Linked DNA regions of Homo sapiens: regions 2 and 3 are each linked to region 1. A link is a contact called in ENCODE Hi-C or POLR2A ChIA-PET data. All regions are on one chromosome and are shown on one strand. Each heading gives the region's core, a stretch centred on a gene start or an enhancer-like site at or near the end of the contact. The rest is flanking DNA. Distances are from core to core; before and after follow the strand shown.

What was found. Hi-C counts contacts between places; a loop is a spot of excess contacts on that map. ChIA-PET counts read pairs that join two places held with the same protein, here RNA polymerase II (POLR2A). Pooled maps may share reads with other maps.
Region 2: a loop to region 1 is called in a pooled map, with 9 times the contacts of the local background. The contact joins the promoter of PTENP1-AS here to the promoter of UBE2R2 in region 1. A Hi-C loop is called at or near these places in 2 of 50 pooled maps. POLR2A ChIA-PET finds 5 or more read pairs at or near these places in 3 of 52 experiments (H1, Panc1 and activated CD4-positive, alpha-beta T cell).
Region 3: a pooled map shows a loop between it and region 1 (2.4-fold over the local background). The contact joins the enhancer-like site here to the promoter of UBE2R2 in region 1. A Hi-C loop is called at or near these places in 4 of 50 pooled maps. POLR2A ChIA-PET finds 5 or more read pairs at or near these places in 5 of 52 experiments (AG04450, GM12878, H1 and 2 more).

The regions. Positions count from the first base shown.
Region 1 is chr9:33,815,641-33,818,665 of GRCh38, reverse strand. UBE2R2 (ubiquitin conjugating enzyme E2 R2) reads right to left here and starts at 1,506. Exons shown (of 5, transcript NM_017811.4): 1 at 732-1,506. The coding sequence starts at 908. It overlaps UBE2R2-AS1 (UBE2R2 antisense RNA 1), which reads left to right. Exons shown (of 5, transcript NR_170204.1): 1 at 1-39. RefSeq lists silencers at 887-1,056, 1,127-1,336, 1,517-1,616 and an enhancer at 1,907-1,996.
Region 2 is chr9:33,675,884-33,678,908 of GRCh38, reverse strand. PTENP1-AS (PTENP1 antisense RNA) reads right to left here and starts at 1,641. Exons shown (of 4, transcript NR_103745.2): 1 at 1,400-1,641; 2 at 622-819. It also overlaps the pseudogene PTENP1.
Region 3 is chr9:33,945,634-33,948,658 of GRCh38, reverse strand. UBAP2 (ubiquitin associated protein 2) reads left to right here. Exons shown (of 29, transcript NM_001370062.2): 13 at 72-285. Among named protein-coding and RNA genes, the nearest start is that of SNORD121A, 5.7 kb to the left of the region's middle. Within about 2 kb of position 1,403, at least 3 of the 41 ENCODE cell types and tissues checked have a DNase peak (open chromatin) inside an H3K27ac peak, as active enhancers do.

The DNA of each region.
Region 1 (3,025 bases), core at 257-2,756:
GTGAGGACAAAGGGCATTTTGAAAGAACCAGTGACTGAGGTAAGCAGAGAATGTGAACGGAAAGAGGGTTAAAGTTCCCCCAAATGGATAATGACAAGACGACGCGGGCACCCTTTTTTTTTTTTTTTTTTTTTTTACCACCCCTAGGGTCCCATTCTTCACCACCACCCATTGGAATGCAAAGTTGGCACTACCACTACCCAAGATGCCCAACAAATCCTCAAAATGTCAGGGCACTCGGCAGCTTCTGAAATGACAAGCTGGTGCCCCTCCCCCACCCCACCCCCACCCCCACCCCCCAAAAAAGAAAAGTCCAATCCAGTCGGTGCAGGTCACCCTGCCCTCTGGGGCAGTTCCAGCCTGCGCAGGGAGGGGTTCCGACCGGAGAACGAAAAAGCACAGATAGACCACCGCTCTTTCCACCCACCCTCAGCGGGGGAAACAAAGGCGGCCTCCTCCGCCCGTAGACACTACCCTAACCAGAGAGGCTCTCCGATTTCCCGGTGCAGCCTGCCCTCCCGCCCCCGCCCGAGCCCCCGCCCCCATGACAAAGAAAAGGCACTCGGCGAGCAAGGCCTTCCTGCCTCCAGGGATGGGGGAGGGGGCTGCACGGGTGAGAAGCCCCCTCCACTCGCCCGTGCTCATACTCCTGGTCCCAGGAACTGCAGAAAGCGGCGGGGAGCCGGAGGCCTCGGCCGCGGAAGCAGGGTCCGGGAGGAGGGTGAGGGTACCTTGAAGTAGCCGCCTTCGTAGAGGGTGTTGGGGGGTCCGAAGATGGCCACCTCCCAGTTGTAGAGGTCGGACTCGTCCACCAGGGTGATCCGGAAGCCCTCCACCGGTTCCTCCTGCAGGGATTTCAGCTCGAGCATCAGGGCCTTCTGCGAGCTGGTCATCTGCTGCTGGGCCATCGCGGCGGCGGCGGCGGCGGCGGCGCCGGGCCCGGGCCCCAGTCCTCACGCACCGGCCGGGCCGGACCAGGCCCCTCCCCTCCGCTCGCCCTCCGGCCGGGCAGCACCGGGCCCCGGTCTTCACACACCCGGCGGGCCAGACCAGGCCCCACACGGCCCGTGGGCCCGCCCGGGGTCCTCCTCACACACGACGCAGGCCGGGCCGGGCCCTTCTCCTCACACTCGGGCCGGGCGAGAGGAGAGGTCGAGGGAGTTAGGAGAATTCGCTACGGGTCCCGGTCCCGGGCCTCCCCCCCCCGGAGGGGGCCTCAACTTGGGGGGGGGGAGAGGAGGTGGAAGCGGAGGAAGGCGGCGGAGGGCCGGCGATGGTGAAGGGAGGGGGCCGGGCCGGCCCGGGAACGCCGCGCTCGCTCGCCCTCTCGTTCTCTTCGGGGGCCGCAGGGGCCGGAGGGCGCGCGGGGCAGGAGAGGGTGGGGGGAGAGCGGCGTGCGGGGGTCTCGCGGCGGTGGCGGCGGGGGCTGCGCGGGGGGAGGGGCGACGGCGGAGGAGGAGGAGAGCGAGAGCGCCTCGCGCCGCGGGAGCAACGGAGCCGAGAAGCAGGGAGGGAGGGAGGGAGGGAGAGAGGGAGGAGGGGCGCACGCCGGGTGCTGGGCGGCTCTCAGCGGCTGGCGGCCCGACGCGCGTGCGCGTGCCCCTCCCTCCCCTCCCCCCACCGTGCCTGGCTCTCCTCCACTACCACCTCCTCCTCCTCCCGTTTCCACGCCTCCTCTCGGTCTCCCGCGCGGTCGCGGCGCTTTGTGACGCTGGCGCGTGTCCCCCGCCCATAAAGATCCCAGAAGCAGCGGGGACCAAGGGCGGGCGCAGGGATTGCCGTGGCCCCAGAGTGACGGTTGTGCGGCTGGACGCCGCAGTTCCAAAGGCGTGCCCGGGAAGGGAACCCAGGTCTCCCGGCTCTCGGGGCCCTCCCCACTGTGGATCCAGGGGCCTCCGCAGCCATCCTGGGACGGGCCTGGTCGCTGCAGGCCCCTCCCCGTGACACCCAGTCTGCGGTCCCTCCACTTAGTAGCTACTTGATTAGGATGTGCTGACAATGTGGGTCTTTTCGGTGGGAACAGACCTTCCCGCAGGCCAGCCCACAGGCAAGTGTGCCCTTTGGCACGTTACTCACCCTGGGTGCGGCAGTTCCACGTGAGAAACGGGGTGAGACAAAAAGGTCAGCTTCTGCTTCCCTTCTTAACTACAAAGAGGAAGTTGTGAGGAAAAAGACAATAACAAACTGGGTCTCTAGCCCTTCTCATTGTGATTTGGGGCAAGTGCTCAGGCTGCCCTTCGCCTTCGCCATTTGTAAAATAAACTACTGTGGTTGAACTTAGGGGTCAAAGTTCCCTATAGGTGCTTGTGGCTTGAATGTCCACCCTGGAACTGAGGGACTTTCGAGATAATCATAACCGAAGTGAGATGTGGGGACAGTCTTTGGTCCCCCCGTGGTTCAGAATACAGTACTCCTTTCTCCTAGGAAGGCATGTCCTAGGATAACTGCCTAAAAAACATTTCCTAGAAAAGCCAGAATATTGTGAGAGTTCTACACACACAGTTTCGGAACTAGACAGATCTTGGTTCCAACCCTAGTTCCATTACTTCTCCCTGTATCATCAGTTTTTTGTTTTTTGGTTTTGTTTTGTTTGAGACAGGGTCTTGCTCTGTCACCCAGGCTGTAGCACAGTGGCGCGATCATGGCCCACTGCAACCTCCGCCTCCCAGGTTCAAGCGATTCTCCCACCTCAGCCTCCCAAGTAGCTAGGACTACAGGTGCATGCCTCCACACCCGGCTGTTTAATCAGCTTCTGTAAAAGGGGATTAATTATACCCAACACAAGCAATTGTAATGATTAAATGTATGTACAGCATTTAGCGTAGTGACTGGCACATGGTTAATGATTCATAGAAACTTGAAAGAAAAAAACTTTAAGGCATAGCTGTATTCTGGATACCACCACTACCCACCCCTTTTATTGAGACAGGGTCTTACTCTGTTGCCCAGGCTGGAGTACAGTAGAGTGATTATAGCTCACTCTAGCAGTAACCTCCTGGGCTTAAGCCATCCTCTAACCTCAGTC
Region 2 (3,025 bases), core at 392-2,891, 140 kb after region 1:
CCGTCTTCTAACACTTTAAAAGTATAAAATTTATTCTTAGTTTATTTATGAGTCATACAAATATAGGCCATGGCTTGACTTTAACATGTGAGCAATAGTTTATCACTCCATGTCATAGAGAAAAGCTCAGGACTAGCTGACTTTACTGGTAAATCCCATCAGATATTTAAATAATAATACCACTCCTACAAAAAAAAAAACTTTCACAAAATAAAGAATAAGATTATTCCTAAATTCATCCCAGTTCAGTCCACAATTTCCTAATTCAGCCTAACAGGTCAGAATTACTTTGATACTAATAAAAGAAATCACAAGAAAACTACAAACTAGTATGTCTATGGTCTCCATAAAATATTAGCAAACCTCATTTAGCAATATATAAAACGATTATATACTATGACCAAGTGGGATTTATCCTGCCAGTGGAAGATTGGCTTGACATCCAAAATCAACTAACGTAATATACCATATTAATAGAATAAAAAACATATCATATTATCTCAGTGTATGCAATAAAATAAATTTGACAAAATAACCTGTACCCAATCATAATAAAATCTCAACAAATTATGAACAGACTGAACTTTCTCATCCTGATTAACGGCATGAAAAAACACTCACCTTAAACATGAAAGCTTCAAAAGACTGAATGCTTTGCCTATAATTTTGGTAGCAAAGTAACAATGTCTGTTTTCACTACTTTTATTCAACCTTGCACTGGAGATATCAGACAGTACAGTCAGATAAGAAATTGCAATAAAAGGCTTCCAGGTTGGAAAGGAAAAAGTAGAACTCTTTTTAATCTCCGACTACATGATCCTGTATGTAAGAAAAACAAAAACAAAAACAAAACTCCTGTGAAATCTACGAAGAAACTTCTATAACTAACAAATCCATTTAGCAAGATGTCAGGATACAGTATGTATAACAAAAATCATATGTGTTCTAATACTAGTAATAATCCAAAAGTGAAATTAAGAAAAATATTTTTATAGTTGCAGTATAGAAAATAGCACTTTGCAATATATTAAACAACAGAAATATAAGACCTATACATAGAAAAAATATAAAATGCTGAGATAAGTTTTAAAAGATGAAAAAGAATGGAAAAAACATTCCATGATCATGGAGGACTCAGTATTGTTAAGATAGAAATTATCTCCAAATTTATCAATAAGTACACGGCAATCCTTGTCAAAATTCTAGTAGTACCTTTTGTAGAGATTGACTAGCTGATCCTAAACCTATATGGTGATACCTAGGACTTGAATAGTCAAGGCAATTTTGAAAAAGAAAAACACAATTAAAAGACTTACACTAGCCAATTTTAAAACATACGATAAAGCTGCAATAATCAACAGAGTGTGGTATTAACATAAGATCAACATAGATTACGAACCTAGAAGATGCTCTCCTCTCAGAAGCTGCAGCCGTGATGGAAGTTTGAATGTTGAGCCGCTGTGAGGCGAGGCCGGGCTCAGGCGAGGGAGATGAGAGACAGAGACGGCGGCGGCGGCGGCGGCCCGGCCCGGCCCGGCCTGAAGCCCCTCTCAGCAACCCGTGAGCATCCGCGGGGGCGGCGCCGGCAGCGGCGGCGTTTCTCGCTTCTTCTTCGTCTTTTCTAACTGTGCAGCCTCTTCCTCGGCTTCTCCTGAAAGGGAAGGTGGAAGCCGTGGGCTTGGGCGGGAGCCGGCTGAGGCGCGGCGGCGGCGGCACCTCCCCCTCCTGGAGCGGGGGGAGAAGCGGCGGCGGCGGCGCCCCCGGTGGCCCCGGCGGCTGCAGCTCCAGGGAGGGGGTCTGAGTCGCCTGTCACCATTTCCAGGGCTGGGAACGCCGGAGAGTTGGTCTCTCCCCTTCTACTGCCTCCAACACGGCGGCGGCGGCGGCGGCGGCGGCGGCACATGGAGGGACCCGGGCCGGTTTTAAACCTCTCGTCCGCCGCCGCCGCACCCCCCGTGGCCCGGGCTCCGGAGGCCGCTGGAGGAGGCAGCCGTTCGGAGGATTATTCGTCTTCTCCCCATTCCGCTGCCGCCGCTGCCAGGCCTCTGGCTGCTGAGGAGAAGCAGGCCCAGTAGCTGCCACCATCCAGCAGCTGCTGCCGCAGCCATTACCCGGCTGCGGTCCAGAGCCAAGCAGCGGCTGAGCGAGGGGCATCAGCTACCGCCAAGTCCAGAGCCATTTCCATCCTGCAGAGCCCCGCCACCAGCAGCTTCTGCCATCTCTCTCCTCCTTTTTCTTCAGCCACAGGCTCCCAGACAGGACAGCCATCATCAAAGAGATCGTTAGCAGAAACAAAAGGAGATATCAAGAGGATGGATTCGACTTAGACTTGACCTATATTTATCTAAACATTATTGCTATGGGATTTCCTGCAGAAAGACTTGAAGGCGTATACAGGAACAATATTGATGATGTAGTAAGGTTTTTGGATTCAAAGCATAAAAACCATTACAAGATACACAATCTTTGTGCTGAAAGACATTATGACACCGCCAAATCTAATTACAGAGTTGCGCAATATCCTTTTGAAGACCATAACCCACCACAGCTAGAACTTATCAAACCCTTTTGTGAAGATCTTGACCAATGGCTAAGTGAAGATGACAATCATGTTGCAGCAATTCACTGTAAAGCTGGAAAGGGACGAACTGGTATAATGATTTATGCATATTTATTACATCGGGGCAAATTTTTAAAGGCACAAGAGGCCCTAGATTTCTATGGGGAAGTAAGGACCAGAGACAAAAAGGGAGTAACTATTCCCAGTCAGAGGCGCTATGTGTATTACTATAGCTACCTGGTAAAGAATCATGTGGATTATAGACCAGTGGCACTGTTGTTTCACAAGATGATGTTTGAAACTATTCCAATGTTCAGTGGCGGAACTTGCAATCCTCAGTTTGTGGTCTGCCAGCTAAAGGTGAAGATGTATTCCTCCAATTCAGGACCCACACGATGGGAGGACAAGTTCATGTATTTTGAGTTCCCTCAGCCGTTACCTGTGTGTGGTGATATCAAAGTAGAG
Region 3 (3,025 bases), core at 154-2,653, 130 kb before region 1:
TGATATGTTTTAAAGCCTTGGGCAGAAATTCTGTATTGTTGAGGATTTGTTCTTTTATCCCCCTTTTAAAGTCATCCGTCCTTGGCTCAGGATTTGGAGAGCTTGCACCACCAAAAATGGCAAACATCACCAGCTCCCAGATTTTGGACCAGTTGAAAGCTCCGAGTTTGGGCCAGTTTACCACCACCCCAAGTACACAGCAGAATAGTACAAGTCACCCTACAACTACTACTTCTTGGGACCTCAAGCCCCCAACATCCCAGTCCTCAGTCCTCAGTCATCTTGGTAGGTATACATTGTTTGTGGGTTTGCCCCTACTGAGGACGTTTCAAGCTTTGGCAGAGTGTGTTGACTTGTGAAGACTAATGTGGAATTTGTCCAGAGATGTTTCTTTTTAGTAGAACTCTTGCAGTTTCTCAGTTAAATCAGTCTTCCTTTGTTATACAATACTTGCATTTATTTGTTTTTGTTGTTGTTCTTGATAGTTTCATTATTGTTGGTAGTAATTGTGGTGGTAGTACATGCCTTGAAAAGTATGGTAAAAGCATGCAAATATGAACATCTAACACTTTGTGTAAATGCATGGACAGAATTTTCTGAGCTCTCTTAGAAGAGGGTGGTGATAGAACATAGAATGTGGAAAACATTTTAAGACTTTTTTTTTTTTTTTTTTTTTTGAGATGGGGTCTTCCTGTGCTGCGTAGGCTGATCTCCACCTCCTGGCCTCAAGCAGTCTTTTAATCTCAGCCTTCTGAGTAACTGGGATTATAGATGTGCACCACTGTATCCAGCCTAGACAATATTTTACTCTATTATTTTATTTTTTTTTTTTTTGAGTCAGGATCTTGCTCTGTTGCACAGGCTGGAGTACAGTGGCACAGTAACGCGTCACTGCCATCTTGACCTCCCAGGCTCAGTCCATCCTCCCACCTCAGCCTCTCTAGTAGGTGGGACTATAGGCACATGCCGTCACTCCTGGCTGATTTTTTTGTATTTTTTTAATGTGACAGGGGTTTGCCATGTTGCCCAGGCTGGTCTGGAACTCCTGGACTAAGGTGATCTGCCCACCTCGGCCTCCAAAAGTGCTGAGATCACAGGTGTGAGCCACCACGCCCGGCCTGGACAGTATTTTAACTATCACACTCTCATGCTTTCTCATTCTAACATTTTGAAGTATCAACTATGATTTCATCAACCTTTACATTCCGTGGTTTGTATTGTAAAGGTCCCATGTGTAGACTGGATGTTTTCTAAACTAAACTCCCACAGAAATTGTGACATTAAGCCACCATTCCCCACCAGCACTCACATGCCACACTGTATTAAGGAATAGCAGGGGATTTCATTCATTGTGGAGCTGGCCATGTGGGCTGGTTTATGGTTAGGGCATATAGAGAGACAGGGAAGCATATTCCTCTGTTCTGTGAAATGACTTACTGTGTTGGAAGTACATGAGACCACTCCGGGGTTTGAAGCGATGTCTACCAAGGGAAATCATTAGAGACTCAGTGCCCAAAGTTTTTGCTGGGGCAAGAAATGTAGGTACCCTGTGCCTACATTTTTTGCTATAGCACATAGCAAAATTACAGATTCCTAGAAGGAAAGCAGATGTTGAGCATAAACCACATTGTTTATACAGACATTCTTAGCACAGTGAGCCACTCTTAATAGGTTAGTGTGTTGGCACCCTTTGCCAAGTACATACCAGCAGTCCAAATTCTCAGACATTAGCCAAGGTCCAGTCATCAAGCAGGCCTTTTTGAGAGGAATTGTAGGTCCCTATATTAACTTTTTCTGCACACATAACTAGTGAGTGATAGGACTTTTTAGATAGAACCATGCTATTCCCATATTCTTTATAAAACCTGTGTGTTTGGTGCATGCCTATAATACCAAGTTCAAAAATGAATGCGCCTAAACCAGCTCTGCCATTTGTTTTTTTTTAAATTAAATTCTGTTGACACTCAGCTAGCTGGGCACAGTGGCTCATGTAATCCCAGCACTTGGGGAGGCAGAAGGAGGAGGATTGCTTGAGCAGGAGTTCGAGACCAGCCTGGGCAACGTGATGAGACACAAAGGCTAAAATATTAGGTTGTTGTACTATCTGGCCCCATAGAGAAAAAGAGGGCCAACCTCTGTCCCATATGGTAGAACTGGCTTTTCAAATCAGTAGTGAAAAAACGCTTTATTAAAACCGTTTGAAAAATGAAGTTGGATCTCTATGCCAAAATGCCAGTGGGTCAGATAGTTAAACATAAATAGTGAATCTAGAACTATAATAGAGAAAACACAGGAGAATTTTTTTGTTGTTCTGTGTGAGGGAGACCTTTCTGGGTATGGCAGAAAACACCAAATTAGGCAGACAAACAATGAAAAAAATACTCAAAATTTGTATCATAGACAAAAAGAGTTAATTTCCTTAATATAAAAAGAGTAAAAATAAAGCAGATCAACAAACAGGTTAAAAAACTGGCTAAAGAGATAAGAACAGTCTATAAGTAAAGAACACTTAAGTATATGAAATGATACTTAGCACATTTGTATCATTTTAGTTTGTATTTTTTAATACCATTTTCCACCAATTAAACCAGGAGATTCAAAAGTGTTTGATATTAGAGTGTGTTAAAAAGGATGTGTTCTATCTGTGGACAGTAATTTTATAATATTTATCAAAATTCAAAATATATTTACCCTGTGAAGGGGCAACTTTATCCTACCAGTTGATCCTACAGGTATACTTGTACTTGCACAAAATATCTTACATACAAATGTATTCATTAGTGCATTGCTTTTAATAGCATAAGATTTGACCTAAAAGTCCATTAATATAGTACTGGTTTTATAAAATGATACCTATGTGTACTAGATTTCTGTGTAGTCACCAAAATGAGTATGAAGTAGCTCTTTGAACATTAATGTGAGACACTCAATGGAAATTAAATGATTTGTGAGACAGTAAGGTATATAGTGTGTGTATATATATGTCTGTCTGTCTGTCTGTCTATATATATTGTGATATAGTATC